Linked DNA regions of Homo sapiens: region 2 is linked to region 1. A link is a contact called in ENCODE Hi-C or POLR2A ChIA-PET data. All regions are on one chromosome and are shown on one strand. The core of a region is the stretch at or near the end of the contact, and the rest is flanking DNA. Distances in the headings are between cores, read along the strand shown.

Region 1 (6,486 bases), core at 3,987-6,486:
TCCATGATTTTGTTAATGGCATCTGATAACTTGTCTGCTATCTCTTGGTCAGCAGAAGCTGCTTCTCCTGTTATCGTGACATTTTTTAAGCCAAACCTCTTTCTAAAATTATCAAACCATCTTTGCTGGCATTAAATTCTTCAGCTTTAGATCCTTCACCTTTCTTTTGCTTTAAATTGTCATATAATGACTTCACTTTTTCCTGACTTATATTAGAGTCTATGGGTACGTCTTTCTTATAGCAATCTTTATAGCAACGCACCCACCTAAAACCTGCATTTTCAATATGAGCTAAAATGGTATTTAACAAAAAGTGCAAGGTTTTCATACCTGCTGGGAGCCGCAGCTACGGCTTCATGAATTTTCTTTCCTTCTTTCTCTCTTTCTCTTTCTTTCTTTCTTTTTACAGTGGTCCTTATGCTAAATTCATTCATCTTAAAATGATGGACAACTGCAGCTGCAGACCTCAATCTATGGTACATATCAAGAAAATTCAGCTTTTTTCTTGTAATGTTATGACTTTTCTCTGCTTTTTGGGAACACTTTCAGCATCACTAGTGTCACTTCATGTGGGTTCCATGGTGTTATTCAAGGTTTGCTGTATTACACTAAACATGATGAAAAATGTTTCATCATGAGAGATGAATTGCTCACTCAGAGATGATTAGCATCACACAGCACTTGAAGTGGATACTGGCAACACTTGAGTTCACCACAATAGCAACAAGAGATGGCCACAGGCCAGGCGTGGTGGCACACACCTGTAATCCTGGCACTTTGGGAGGCCGAGACGGGAGGATCACCTGAGATCAGGAGTTCGAGACCAGCCTGGCTAACATGGTGAAACTACATCTTTACTAAAAATACAAAAATTAGCCAGGTGTAGGGGCACATGCCCATAATCCCAGCTACTCGGGAGGCTGAGGCAGGAGAATCACTTGAACCTGGGAGGCGGAGGTTGCAGTGAGCCAAGATCATGCCACTGCACTCCAGCCTGGGCGACAGAGTGAGACTCTGTCTCAAAAAGAAAATCATAATAATAATCCCATTTTTGAGCATTTATTATGTACCAGACTCTGCTTAGTGTGTTACATTATCATTTCATATAACCTTCACAAGAATCTAAGGGATATACTTTTTTGTTTTGTTTTGTTTTGCTTTGTTTTGATACAGTGTTTTGCTCTGTTGCCCAGGCTGGAATGCAGCCGCACCATCTTTGCTCACTGCAACCTCCACCTCCTGGGCTCAAGCAATTCTCTTGCCTATAAAATGAGGCAATTTTGAGCAAGTGGTCAGGTTCTATCTACAGAATGGCCAATGTAAATTCTGTAACTGACCATCAAGTTTATCTTTTCCTGCCACCCACATAAATACTTAGAACCAAATGTGTTAGCAAGCTCATAGCAGGTAGAGCTGTGATTGATTTTTGTTTTGTTTACATTTTGGTCTTATGTACATTCGATTCTCCATCTCATCTCTCTACTCTTTTCCTTCTTTTTAAAAAATTTCTTGCTGATTTTTAATTTTTTAACATAATGTATTCCTGTAACTTACATTTAATATGTTTTTAGAATAAGGTAGCATATTAGTAAACAAATGGACTTAGCTTGGAAGAGGGAAAGTGAGGCTGTATGAGATTGTGGTAAAAAGCATGGGTTTGACTTCACTACCTTGGGCAAATTATTAAACCTTAATTGCCTCAATTATAAAAATGGGAAAAATGATTGTATTTTCCTTATAGAAAAATTACGAAAAATTAAATGAGGTAATGTACTTGGTAAATGTTAGCCATTATTATTATTATCATTATTTATGTTTTCCCTTCATGCCCATTCCAGATACTTCATTACTGGTGTCTATAAAGCAGGGTCTCCTGATAGTTTTAAAATACATATATATATATATATTTTTTTTTTTTTTGAGACAGAGTTTTGCTCTTGTTGCCCAGGCTGGAGTGCAACAGTGTGATCTCGGCTCACTACAACTTCCACCTCCCGGGTTCAAGCAATTCTGCCTCACCCTCCTGAGTAGCTGGGATTACAGGCGCTCGCCACCATGCCCAGCTAATTTTTTGTATTTTTAGTAGAAACTGGGTTTCACTATGTTGGCCAGGCTGGTCTCGAACTCCTGACCTCAGGCAATCCACCTGCCTCGGCCTCCCAAAGTGCTGGGATTATAACTTGAAGCTTTTCTAAAACACAAGGTAATGTTGCCACATGGACAACATGTGGGCCACAGCTTTGCAAGTACCAAAGCAATTCTTATTGATATCCTCTACCATTTCATTGCTGATGCACAGCTTGGGGTTGGATGTGAAGGAAATCTGAAGGCAGTAGACAGACAGCTATACATTTCAGTGGCAAAGTTTAAAAATGTCACCTATGGGTGTTCATTCCATCCATTTTTACTGAACTCCTGTTAAGTACCAGGCTCCAAGGATGCAATGGGAAAGCAAGACAGACATATCCCTGCTCCCTTAGATTTTATGGTCTCATGGTGGAATACAGGGAAGTGTGTTGACAATTATAATGCAGACTAATACGTGGGGTGATAGAGGGAGCCCAGGCAGCTAAGGACACATAGACAACTAATCTCAAGCTAACCCAGACATGTAGGAATCTTGGAGGAAGCGACATCTAGAGGAATACCAGGAAGATGAACAGAACTTCATCAGGTAAACTGGGAAAAAGTGTGGAATGTGGAGGGAGGGAATGGGGGGACAGAAACTGCCATTGAAGAAGCCTTGCATGTACGAATGTCGAGCACAACAGAGAACACAGCAAGTTTGAGGAACTAAAAGCTGTTCCTTTTAGCTGAAGCACAGCAAGCTTGTTCACATGGAGAGATAGCTGCCAGCTCTTAAAGACCCTCTCCGGCCACTGGAGAGTTTGGGCTTCATCGGGGGGCAGTGGGGAGCTAGGGAAGTGCCTTAAGCCTGGGAGGGACGTGCCCTTTAACTCATGTAATTTTCCACATTCAGAGGGAAGTTGGAGAGCATCCAACTTACTTCACTTAACAGGTGAGGAAACAGGGGTGAGGCTCCTTGCCTAAGATCATTCTTCTGTTAGTTGCAAAACTAGAACCAAAAGGCAAGCCTCTGGATTTCCAACACAGTGGCTTCAAAAGACCATACTGCTCTCCTTTATACACAAATAGAACTCAGAGGTCGGAGTTATTTTTGCCTAAGATCTAACCAAATATATATGTAATAGTCTTTTCTGTTTTTAGGCAACTTGTTCCTGAAGGTGAAAAGACAGGGAAGGAACAACAGGGAGAAATACGTCTTCCAAAAAACTATACCATCTGCAATAATATGCCCCTTAGAATGAAAATCTGATTTATTGGGATTCTCATTGTTAAGTATTTGTAATCACTGAACTTGAAATCCCAAGGATCACGGTGGAAAATGAAACATTTTTTAAAAAGGAAACCTCAGTTCTGTTTTTAAACCCATCCTCCACAAACACCCCCACAGCTTTTCACACTGAACCAGGGAAGAAATGTATGTGTGTGTATATATATATATATATAAGTCATTTTTTTCCGAAATAGCAATTTGAATTGGAATTAGCGATTTAAGATCAAACCACAAGGAATTATGGATTCTGAGCACGTGGGAAATAAGGTGAGATCAGTAAAGGAAAGCAAAGGCTTCCACAAGTCCTTTGCTGGAGCTTGAATAACGGGGCTCCTCCACAAATTGCCCTTATTAGGAACAGCTGAGTGATTAAGTATAAATTTGTGGGCCTTAGGAAACCACTCCTTATATCTACATACACTCCACAATGTCTCAAATGTTTTCAAATTATTTACCCTGTAAGGTATAAAGGGCAACTGTTATTCCCTGTGTTGCAGATACGGTGACCTCTGTGGAGCAGAGTGGTGAAGTGACCTGCTCAGGTGTCTCAAGGTTAGAATTTGGTGCAGCCTGACTTCAGCCTGGTCTGAAGGCCTACCAGGCTGGATTTCAATGAGAATTGTTTCTTTCTCTTTTTCTTTTCTCTCTTTCTTTCTCTTCTTTCTTTCCTTCTCTTCTTTCTCTCTCTTTCTTTTTCTTTCTTCCTTTCTCTCTCTCTCTCTCCCCCCGTCTCTCTCTTTCATTCTTTTTTTTTTTTTTTTGAGACAGAGTCTCACTCTGTCACCCAGTCTGGAGTGCGGCGGCAGGATCATAGCTCACTGTAGCCTCAATCTCCCAGGCTCAAGCAATCCTCCCACCTCAGCCTCCTGAGTAGCTGGGACAAAAGGTGGATGCCACCACACCCATCTATTTTTTTTTTTTTTTAATTTTTAGTAGAGATGAAGTTTCGTTGAGTTGCCCAGGATGGTCTCCAATTCCTGAGCTCAAGCAATCCTCTCTCCTCGGCCTCCCAAAGTTTTGGTATTACAGGTGTGAGCCACCGCTGGGCAGATAATTGCTTCTTTAAAGAGCCCGACACGGCAGATAAGCCTTGAAGAGAAAGGTACCTGTCCTCTCAGTGCTTCCTGCCACCTATTTGTCCGTTAGGCAATTCTTCCAGAATGAAGTTGAGGCAGGCCCCTGTAAAAGAGGTGGCAGCTTCAGGGACTCTTCTCCAGGGAACTGGAAGGGAGCGGAAGAACTTATTCTTAAGCGAAGGAGCCCTATCAGCGACCAAGCTCAATTGGTGGAAGGCCCCTTCCCCTAGCCCCAGTTGCATCTTCTGTCACTTCACCCTGCTCCTTCTCCTCAGAGCACTTTGGGCTGTAACTGGACGTTTGCTAGGTTAATTTACACCTGTTTCTCCTGGCAGGTGATAAAACTCCAAGGGGGCAGGACCCTGTCTTTTGTACACCAGTGCACACCCAAGTCCTGGCACGGTACTTGGAACAGGATAGGTAATCAATAAAGACTGGGTTGATAAAAGAGCACTTGGAAATCATGTGGGGCCAATAAGATCCGAACGCGGCCGAAGCTCTCGTCCTCGGGTTGCTGCAGGTGTGGTTCCCGGTGATGGAGGCCGTGGAAGAAGCCTTCCCTCCCTTTCCCGCCCCCAGGGCAGGAAGCCTGGGGGCTGAGCGGTCCTCCGAAACCGAGAGGCAGGTCCTGGGTGCGCCGGCGGTACAGCGGAGAGCGTGGAGAGACCCTCGCCGCAGCCATTTCCTGCCCTTTGTGTGACAGCCGCTGCGGCGAAGGGGCGGGCGCTGGGTGGGGGCGGAGCCGCGGCGGGCGGAGCAGCGGGGCCGGGGCGGGGCCGAGCGCGGCGCAGCGGAGCGGGGCAGAGCATCCTGCGCCCCGGCGCGGGGCCCTGCGGTAGCCTCAGGCCCCTCCCCTGGACCCGCCGCAGAGCCAGGTAAGCGGCCCTCGCAGGCCTCGGGCCGGGCACGGGGACTAGGATGCCGCCGGGGACGGGGATGAGGCCGTGAGGATGCGCGAAGGGCCGCCCCCTCTCCCGGCCCGCGGGGGGCGCTCGGCGCTGTGCCCGGGCTAGCCCGAGGCCCGGCCTCAGGCCCCACGCGGCCCCTTTCCCCCTCGGACCCACCGTGCGTCCCGCGGCACGGACCCTCTGCCCGGGAGGCGCGGGCACATCGCGGAGCTCCGGCGCGGCGGCGGGGGAGCCGCAGCAGCAGGTGCGCGGCCTGGGCCGGAGCCGCCAGCCCGGGAGGAGGCGGTGCTAATCTCAGGGACCGGAGACACCTGCAGCGGCCGCGAGCCCGGCAGCGGCGACATCCTCGAGTCCAGGTACTGCAGAGCGCTGGCCCCTGCCTCTGCCGCCGTGACCACCGTCACCTCCCCCAGGGCCAGCGAGAGCCGCCTGGGCCCGCCTGGCAGCCGCCTCGGGCACACAGAACGTGTGATGGGTGGGGCGAGGGGCGCAGCGTCGATGTTTGGGGGCGGAGGGCTTTGATGAGAGAGGAGCAGGTCTGACCCGCTTGGAAGCTTTCTGGCCTACACTAGCATCGCTCACCAAGCTGGCTGCGGGCACGGTGGAAGTGGGGGAAGGGGATGAGTGGGCTGACTCCTGGGGGAAAAGGTGGTTTTTTTCTTGAGCTCTGAAGAACCAGGAAGATGCTTGCCTGTCTGTTGTGGCGTCTACTTTTCAGGTCAGCCCTACCCCTCACCCCAAAGAACAGCCCACCTATGTGCAAAAGAAGAGGAGGAGGTGCTCTCTGCTTGGGGATGGGGGCAGGTAGCATGTTCCACATAAGTATGGCCCTCTATATCCAGAACCCGGCTGGAAAGGACACTGACAGCCCAGGTGCCTCCCCAGCACAGGGAATCTGATTTTGACCTTTGCTTGCCTACTTTCCCCAGCACAGTGGAAACACTCACCAGGGCTGATGAGCCATCAGCTGTCCTTCCAGCTAGGCCAAGAATGGGACAAGGATCTTTTTCTGCTAGTTCCTGGGTGCCTGTGCCCTCAGCATGGGCAGGGAGACGGAGGCAGGCCTGCTGGCAGGAGGGGCAAATCAGGAGACTGTCGGTTCCTGTGTTCCCATTTCCTGCCTCCTGTCTGTGTCCCAGTTAGG
Region 2 (7,777 bases), core at 1,500-3,999, 2.5 Mb before region 1:
AACAGCTTCTAAGCCTAAGATGTTGTCTCGGCCGGGCATGGTGGCTAACACTTGTAATCCCAGCACTTTGGGAAGCTGAGGTGGGCAGATCACCTGAGGTCAGGAGTTTGAGACTAGCCTGGCCATTATGGTGAAACCCCATCACTACTAAAAATACAAAAATTAGCTGGGCATGGTGGCGGGCGCCTGTAATTCCAGCTACTCAGGAGGCTGAGGCAGAAGAATTGCTTGAACCCGGGAGGCGGAGGTTGCAGTGAGCTGAGATCCCACCACTGCACTCCAGCCTGGGCGACAGAGTAAGAGTCAAAAAAAAAAAGATGTTGTTTCACACAGGTCTCTTACTTTCTCTGGCCCTAGTTTGTCTCTCTCTGGGGCAGAGCAGGCCCAGGGTAGGCAGATCTCAGTACCCCTCCACCCTCTACACAGCAGGGCCTGGCCATGCTTGTTCAACCCTGTTTCTGACTGCTGAGTAGCATGAACGAGTTTCTTGTCCACACAGTGCCCTCGTACCCTCACGAGTTCTCAGGGGTCAGGGGAGGGTACTTCTCTACCTCCAATTACAAAAAGAACAACTAACAATAATAATTATGTCCCCTATTAACAAAGTTTAGAGAGGGTCTAGAGTGAATAATCTCTTCAGGGATTACTTATCAATAAATTTGTAAAAATAAAGCTGTGCATGGTGGCACGTGCCAGTGGTCCTAGCTACTTCGAAGGCTGAGGTAGGAGGATGGCTTGAGCCCAGGAGTTTGAAGCTGCAGTGAGCCATGATCACAATGACTGCACTCCAGCCTGGGTGACAGACCTCATCTCTTCAAATAAATAAATAGTGCATTTCAGTGGCAATGTGCAATAATTTACCTTCTGATTAAGAGTACATGTAATGAACTTAGTAGATTCCTGGTTTAATTCATTGAGTAACATTACCTTCCTTGGTAGCTCTTTTGACGTACTGGCTTGTCTATAAAATTTACACAGCACCTTGACTAACATTGTCTCACTTGACCTTCACATGAGCTCAGAGGGTGGAAGCAAGTCAGGCATTATTTACCCCCATTTTTCCACCAGGAGAGGGGTCCAGGGAAGTGCGGCTAGCTGGCCAAGGCTTGGAGGCTGAATAACCCAAGAGTTGGAAGTAGACATGGCATTACCTGGCTATCCCTACCAGTACTTCTCCCCCATACTGGTTACAACAATCCTACAGCTCAGCTTTGCTGGCTGGGGCAGTTCCAAGAGGCTTTTCATTCAGTCTTCTCCTAGATCCAGCAGGTCGTGTGCTCTAATTCTTGTTTTGGAGATGGCCAACATTCCAGGCTGTTATGTTATGTGAGCACGTGGGATCACAGCCAGTCAGAAGCCAGGACTTCTCCAAGTGAAGTCATAAGCACCAAAGGGATCTTGCTAGACACGCAGATTTCTGGGTCCAGTCCCAGACCGAGCCTGATTCCTAATACTTTGGCATCTGCGTTCAAAGAAGTCTTCCCTTATCACCCAAACAAAAGTAGCCCATCTAGTCTAACTGATTACCACAGTTTAACTATTGTCTTCATAGATACTAGACAATAATTTATTACTTGTTTATTGTCTCTTTCCCCACCTTAGAATAAATTCCATGAGGATAGGGACTTTGTTAGCCTAGTTTATACCAAACCCGTTTCCTAGAACCCTGCAAGGCCCCCACAGTACGAGGTCAGTAAGTATTGAATCGAATGTACACTGAAGTTTGAAACTGCTGTCATACACTGCTCCTTCATTTTACAATAGAGAAACTGAGGCCCACGAAGCTGGAAGTCACTGCTGCAGAGATGGTAAGGGGGCAGGGCCAGGATAAAATCTCAGATCTCAGAAGTCCCAATCCAGGGACGGTTCAACTCCGCCCAAAGCAATTCTTTAGAAAAAAAACGACATCCACTTGAAAGAAAAGACATTTCCTGCCCATAAATACAAGGTTTCGCGGCGGGGAGAAGGGCCTGGCCTGGGTGAGGGCTTTAGTAATTCCGTTCCCACTTCCTAGGCGCCGGCTGCCCGCAAGGGCTAAAGACTCGCTTTCCAGGCCCGGAGTTGAACCCATCTCCGGGTAGTGTCGAGGCCAGGCCCAGCGGCGGCGAGGCGCGGAGCACAACCCACTGAGGTGCGGACGGCTCACCCAACCAAGGTCACCCGGGCGGGGACCGAAGGGGCCAGGCCCGCCGGGCACAGGGGAGGGGGCGGCGTTGGCGCGTCCTCGGGGCGGATGAGGGTCCTCCCTTCGGCCTCCTAGAAGTCAGGAATGACACTAATGGCTCCTTCCCCTGAATCTGACACCCAGCCTAAAGAGCACGAGCAGGCCCGGCAGGCCGCGTGGCCGGGTCCCATGTGCTCCACCTGAGGCCGCTCTCACGCGCTGGCCCTTTAAGATACCTCCCCTCCTCGCCCAGCCTTCTCTCCTATCCCCGTCAGCGCCCCCACCGACAACTCCCGAATTGCATCAGGCACGTGCTCGCCCCCGTCCGGTCTGAGCGTCCCTACCCCCAGCCCGGGAGGTGCTCTGAGGAATCGGAGACGAGGGGCGGGGCGAGGGGCAGGACCGCGTAGCCGTGCGCGCGCCGTCCCGCCGCCTCCTGCCCGCCCGTCGCCCAGGGCCCGGCCAGCGGCGCGCCCCCGCTGCGCCGTCCCCTCCCCTCGCCCGCCGCGTCGTGAGGCGCGCGCCCGCCCGCCGCCTGCCGCGGATCGCGTGGTCTGCTTGGCTCGCCGCGCCTCTCCCCCGTCCGTCCATATTGCTGCAGCCCCCGAGCCGGGAAGCCCGGGCCGCCCCGGGGGCGGGGGGGAGGGAGGGACGGGACTAGAAGCCTGCCGGGCTCGGGGTGGGGGCGTCTTGCGAGGAACGGGCGGGGGGGGACGCACGCCTAGGAGGCCTGGACTGCAGAGTGGGGGGCCTTCCTCCCCCCCCGCCCCGCTAGTGGGCCTCGGATTTACGGCGGCTGCATCTAACTGGGAGGGGGCCGCACCTCGCGTGAACCCCGACCCTTCTCTGCAGGGACTGGGGCCCAGCGCCCCGGAGGAAGGCGTCGCGGGCGCTCTGCTAGCCAAGTTCGAGGCGGGGGAGGCAGCCTCGGGCGCGCCCGGCTTCTCCGGGGGGGCGGGCGCGCAGATGGCCACTCAGGTGGAGCCGCTGCTGCCTGGGGGCGCCACGCTCTTGCAGGCCGAAGAGCACGGGGGGCTGGTGAGGAAGAAGCCGCCGCCGGCGCCCGAGGGCAAGGGCGAGCCCGGGCCAAACGACGTCCGCGGGGGGGAGCCGGACGGCAGCGCTCGGAGACCCCGGCCGCCCTGCGCCAAGCCGCACAAGGAGGGCACCGGGCAGCAGGAGCGCGAGAGCCCGCGGCCGCTGCAGCTGCCCGGCGCCGAAGGCCCGGCCATCAGCGACGGGGAGGAGGGCGGCGGCGAGCCAGGCGCTGGCGGAGGAGCTGCCGGAGCCGCGGGCGCGGGGCGCCGGGACTTCGTGGAAGCCCCCCCGCCCAAGGTGAACCCGTGGACTAAGAACGCATTGCCGCCGGTCCTGACCACCGTGAACGGACAGTCCCCCCCAGGTGGGTCTCCCTCCTTGCCCTCCTGGGTCCGGGGGCCTCTTCCGGGGACATGGGAGTCCCCTCCCCCAGCACCTCCAGGGCCCCGGGGTCTGCTACCGGTCATGGTGACTCGGGACTTTTTAAAATTGCCTCCTGGTTGATCCTGGTCGCCGCGCCCTCCCCCCCACCGTACACTCAGGGACCTGCCCCTGCCCGAGGGCCCGGCCTCCGGGAGGCTACGGCCACCGCCTGGGCCGCAGCGGTTAGTGGGCAACGGTGTGGTTCGGGCCTACCTCGTCGGCAGAGGGTGGGCGCTGGTTTCAGTGAAACGATCCCCACCGCATGCTGGTGTAAGAGACGGTTTCTGGTTTGAACCTTCCTCTGGAAGCCCCTCTTCCCACCCCGCCCGGCGCTCCCCGTTTTGGTAGCGTTGCGAGCGTCCCCATGTTGTAAATGTTTAATGAGCATATGTCACGGGCAACCCAGTGCCCGGCGCGGAGTACATGCTGGCCGCACGGATGCGGGGATTAAAAGTTAACAAGTTTTGTTCTCGGGGAGATGAAATTGGGCTTTAGAATCGCCATTTGGAGACGGGTTGAGGGGTCAGTTGTGGGGAGAAGAAACCCATCGTGTCATCGAATTCGGTGGTTTCCCTCCCCGATCCCGGGCACCTTCCGCCTTAAGAAGGAGCCCGATGGCGAGTGTGCTGGGGGAGCCAGTTAGGAGGTTGGCGGAAAATGTGAGGCGGGTGAGGGGCCTGCGGCGACTTGAGGGGCGTGTGGCGGCGGGGGAGGGAGTGGCCGGCCTGGGCGGGCGGGTGACAGTTGGGCGCCATGCGCCGCGCCGGCGGCCCGCGGGCCGCTCGGCCTCGGCGTTCGGTGCGGGCCGCGGCGCTGGGGGTGGCAGGAGGGTGCGGGCCCGCGGCGCGGCCCGAGTGTGCGTGTGCGCGGCGCGGGTGTGTGCGCGTCCCCCCTTCCCAGCATTCCTCTGCAGCCGGGACAACGTGGTGCCTCCCCGCGCGGGGAGCGGCATGTGACTGCCGACCGGCGCTCCGCGAGTCCTCCCTCTCCCTCCTCCGCGTTTTGGTCCTTTTGGACCGTGCCCCTTTCCGGGGGGAGGTAAGGGGTGCAGGAAATCCCAGCAGAGCCGTGTCAGCGTGGGGGGAGAGGCGGTGCAGAATATGGAGTCTGCTCTTGCATTGCCTTTGCCGAGAATAGATCGTCGGCTTGGGTGGGGGGGGCGCGCCCACTCTCCTCTCTCGGCCGGCGTATAGGGCGGGTCTCCATTCTTTGGTTTTGGGTCCGTTTGTGGTGGGTCGGTTTTAAAATTGTCTTGCAGTTGGAATGATGGCCTCTGGTCGTAGCCCTGGTGCTTTTAAAAAACTCACCTGCCGTAGCTGGTTGAGGCTAACTGGTTTAAACCATCAAAAATAAAGGGGGAGCTTAATGTCTTCACCGTCAAAGGAGTAGAAGCACTGCTAGTCCTAGGGAAGCCAGAATAGCCAGTCCTGAAAACAGCATGTTGCAATTTTTATTTCTTTTCAGGTTGCTTCATTTGGAGGAGGGGACATTTGGGGTTTACTAACAGTCCTTCATACTGTGTTCTCTTCCTTCCCCCCTGCTCCCCTTCCCCCCTGCTCCCCTTCCCCCCTGCTCCCCTTCCCCCCTGCTCCCCTTCCCCCCTGCTCCCCTTCCCCCCTCCTCCCCTTCCCCCTTCCTCCCCTTCCCCCCTCCTCCCCTTCCCCCCTTTCCCTTCCAGAGCCCTTTTATGCAAAAGACAGTGCTGAAACCTCCGTTTTCTTTCAGTCCCTCCTATCCACCCACAGAGTGAAGGAAAACAACTTTAAAACACTCTTTGGTCCTTCTCCCCTCTTTAAACTCAAAAGGGTATAATCATCCCCGGGAGAGAGCACTCCTTTTAAATGGGGCTACTCATCCTGGCTTGGCTAATGGTGAACCTACCTTGTGGGTTTTAAATCAACCGTGACATCAGGTGGTATTGGGTGCCTGAGCTGGCATTTTGTGTAAGTCCAGGAGCCCTTGATAGTGTGCGTCACTGGGGTTATTGATCGTGGGAAGAAGACAGCTTGGCTGGCATCTCACCTTTTCCTCTGAGTGGAGAAGCTGACTTGCTTTAAGTGCCCAAAGCAAAATTCTGAGTAAGGGTAGATTTGCTCTGTTATTGTTTTTTGGAATCTTAAGGCAAGAGAGTGTCTACTTGTTGGTTTAGAACCTTTGGAATAGGTTTTGACAGCCTAACTCAAGTTAATCCAGTAGCTTCTCTCTCTAAGCCTGTTGTTAGGGTTTGTGTGCATTTTGAGAGAGAATTCTATGATTGGGTTGTCAGTCTGGTAAGGCTAGATGATGACCCTTTCTCTGGAGCCTACGTGGATCTCTGAAGTGCTTTTCCAGCCCTGGTTTTATTTACAGCTTCGACAAATTTAAACGTGACACTAGTGGAGTGGCTGTGTGGTCTTGGGAATTTTTGTGTTCTGTGATGCACATGTTTTTGGGAGTCTACAGAAATGAGTACCTCATAAGCAAACTAAAAGCTTTCCAAAGCTTGCTGTAAATGCCTATTTTTAGCCTTACTTTTGGCTCAAATGTTGGTGTTTTAGTTCTTTAAGGGACACATGCAGTAACTAGTAATAAAATATGTTTCGTGATATCTCTACTTTCTTGTGGGGTTCTGTATTCTGGTTTAAGCGTCCAAGTCTTACATTTGTAGTTTTAAGTCTTGGGATTTGCATTTTGGTTTTTTAGATCTCCCTCCCTCCCCAGAGTATTTTTAAATGTTTAAAATTTTTGTCTTATCCTAGCCATACCCCTTTTAAGTATAAGATCCAAGACGTCTAAGTTAAGAGATGATACATAGCGAATATTCTGGGGTCAAACTGAGTGGGTTCAAATGCCACTGTACCACTTGTTAGCTGTGCTTCCTTGGGCAAGTTATTTAACCATTCTATGCCTCACCTTCTTAATTTGTGTAATAGGTATTTATGATTCACCTGCCTCATGGGGGTATTACCAGCATTCATTGTTATGATAAGTGTATTTAGCCCAGTGCCTGGCAGGTAGACATTGTTACTTACTCTGGGTCTTGGTGGGACTTTTCCCTGGGTCTCTGGTTTTCTCTACCTGTAATATGATGGGGTTGGTGAATGCAGATCTTTCCTTTTCTTGTGTTATATAAGTACTCCGTGAAATGTATGGGATCTGTCTCCTTAAAACTTGACTTTTGCTTATCCACAGACATGAAGGGCATGGATGGATAATTTAAAGGTTGCTGACTCTTAAGAATTAGCTATTTTTTGCTTTGGAATGTGGTGAGATGAATTTTAAAAAAATAAGTTTTAACTTTTTAGTTTGCCTTTTGTAAAGATTTTCTTTGGGGGGAGTTGCACGTGTGCTCTCAGGGATATGAGGAAAAGCCAGCCTAACTGGACTGAAAGTTTGCTGTGGCTGGTGCACATGTAGTGCCGTGAGACTTGAGAGTACAGATAGTCCCCAACTTATGATGGTTCAATTTATGATTTTTTGACTTTATGTTGTTGGGAAAGTGATACACATTTATTGGAAACTGTACTTCAGGTACCCATACAACCATGGTTTTTCACTTTCAGTACAGTATTCAATAAATTAATTACATGAGACATTAAACGCTTAAAATAGGCTTTATGTTAGATGCTATGGCCATCCGTAGGCTAATATAAGTGTTCTGAGTGCATTTAAGATAGGCTGGGCTAAGTTTGTTTGTTTGTTTGTTTGTTTGTTTGTTTGTTTTTTTGGAGACAGTCTGGCTCTGTCGCCCAGATTGGAGTGCAGTGGTGTGATCTCGGCCCACTGCAACCTCCACCTCCCGGGTTCAAGCGATTCTCCTGCCTCAGCCTTGAGAGTAGCTGGGATTACAGGCATGTGCCACCATGCCCGGCTAATTTTGTATTTTTAGTAGAACGGGGTTTCTCCATGTTGGTCAGGCTGGTCTCAAACTCCCGACCTCAGGTGATCCACCTGCCTTGGCCTCCCAAAGTTTTGGGTTGGGATTACAGGCGTGAGCCACCGCGCCCGGCCCTAGGAGCTACTTCTGATCCTGCTCATGACCAGCAATGTGGACACCGGCAAACGCTTTGCTTTCTCTGTGCCTGTTTCTTCGTCTGTAAAATCAGGGTATTAGACTAGGTCTAAATGTCTTAAAATTTTTCTAGTATCAAAAATTTTTTTCTAAAACTCCCT

Evidence for each region. Hi-C counts contacts between places; a loop is a spot of excess contacts on that map. ChIA-PET counts read pairs that join two places held with the same protein, here RNA polymerase II (POLR2A). Pooled maps may share reads with other maps.
Region 2: a loop to region 1 is called in a map of CD8-positive, alpha-beta T cell, with 7 times the contacts of the local background. The contact joins the promoter of LARP1 here to the promoter of CYFIP2 in region 1. A Hi-C loop is called at or near these places in 2 of 168 maps with a recorded cell type or tissue (B cell and CD8-positive, alpha-beta T cell), 6 of 37 single-sample maps with no recorded cell type and 11 of 50 pooled maps. POLR2A ChIA-PET finds 5 or more read pairs at or near these places in 2 of 52 experiments (BJ and GM12878).

The regions. Positions count from the first base shown.
Region 1 is chr5:157,260,887-157,267,372 of GRCh38, forward strand. It overlaps CYFIP2 (cytoplasmic FMR1 interacting protein 2), which reads left to right and starts at 5,237. Exons shown (of 31, transcript NM_001037333.3): 1 at 5,237-5,309. RefSeq lists a silencer at 5,144-5,663 and an enhancer at 6,344-6,453.
Region 2 is chr5:154,752,628-154,760,404 of GRCh38, forward strand. It overlaps LARP1 (La ribonucleoprotein 1, translational regulator), which reads left to right and starts at 2,750. Exons shown (of 19, transcript NM_033551.3): 1 at 2,750-3,566. The coding sequence starts at 3,131. It overlaps LOC112267936 (a long non-coding RNA gene), which reads right to left and starts at 2,393. Exons shown (of 2, transcript XR_002956231.2): 1 at 1,152-2,393. RefSeq lists silencers at 2,128-2,277, 2,528-2,867, 2,908-3,317, 3,358-3,437, 3,718-3,827 and 1 more and an enhancer at 4,748-4,807.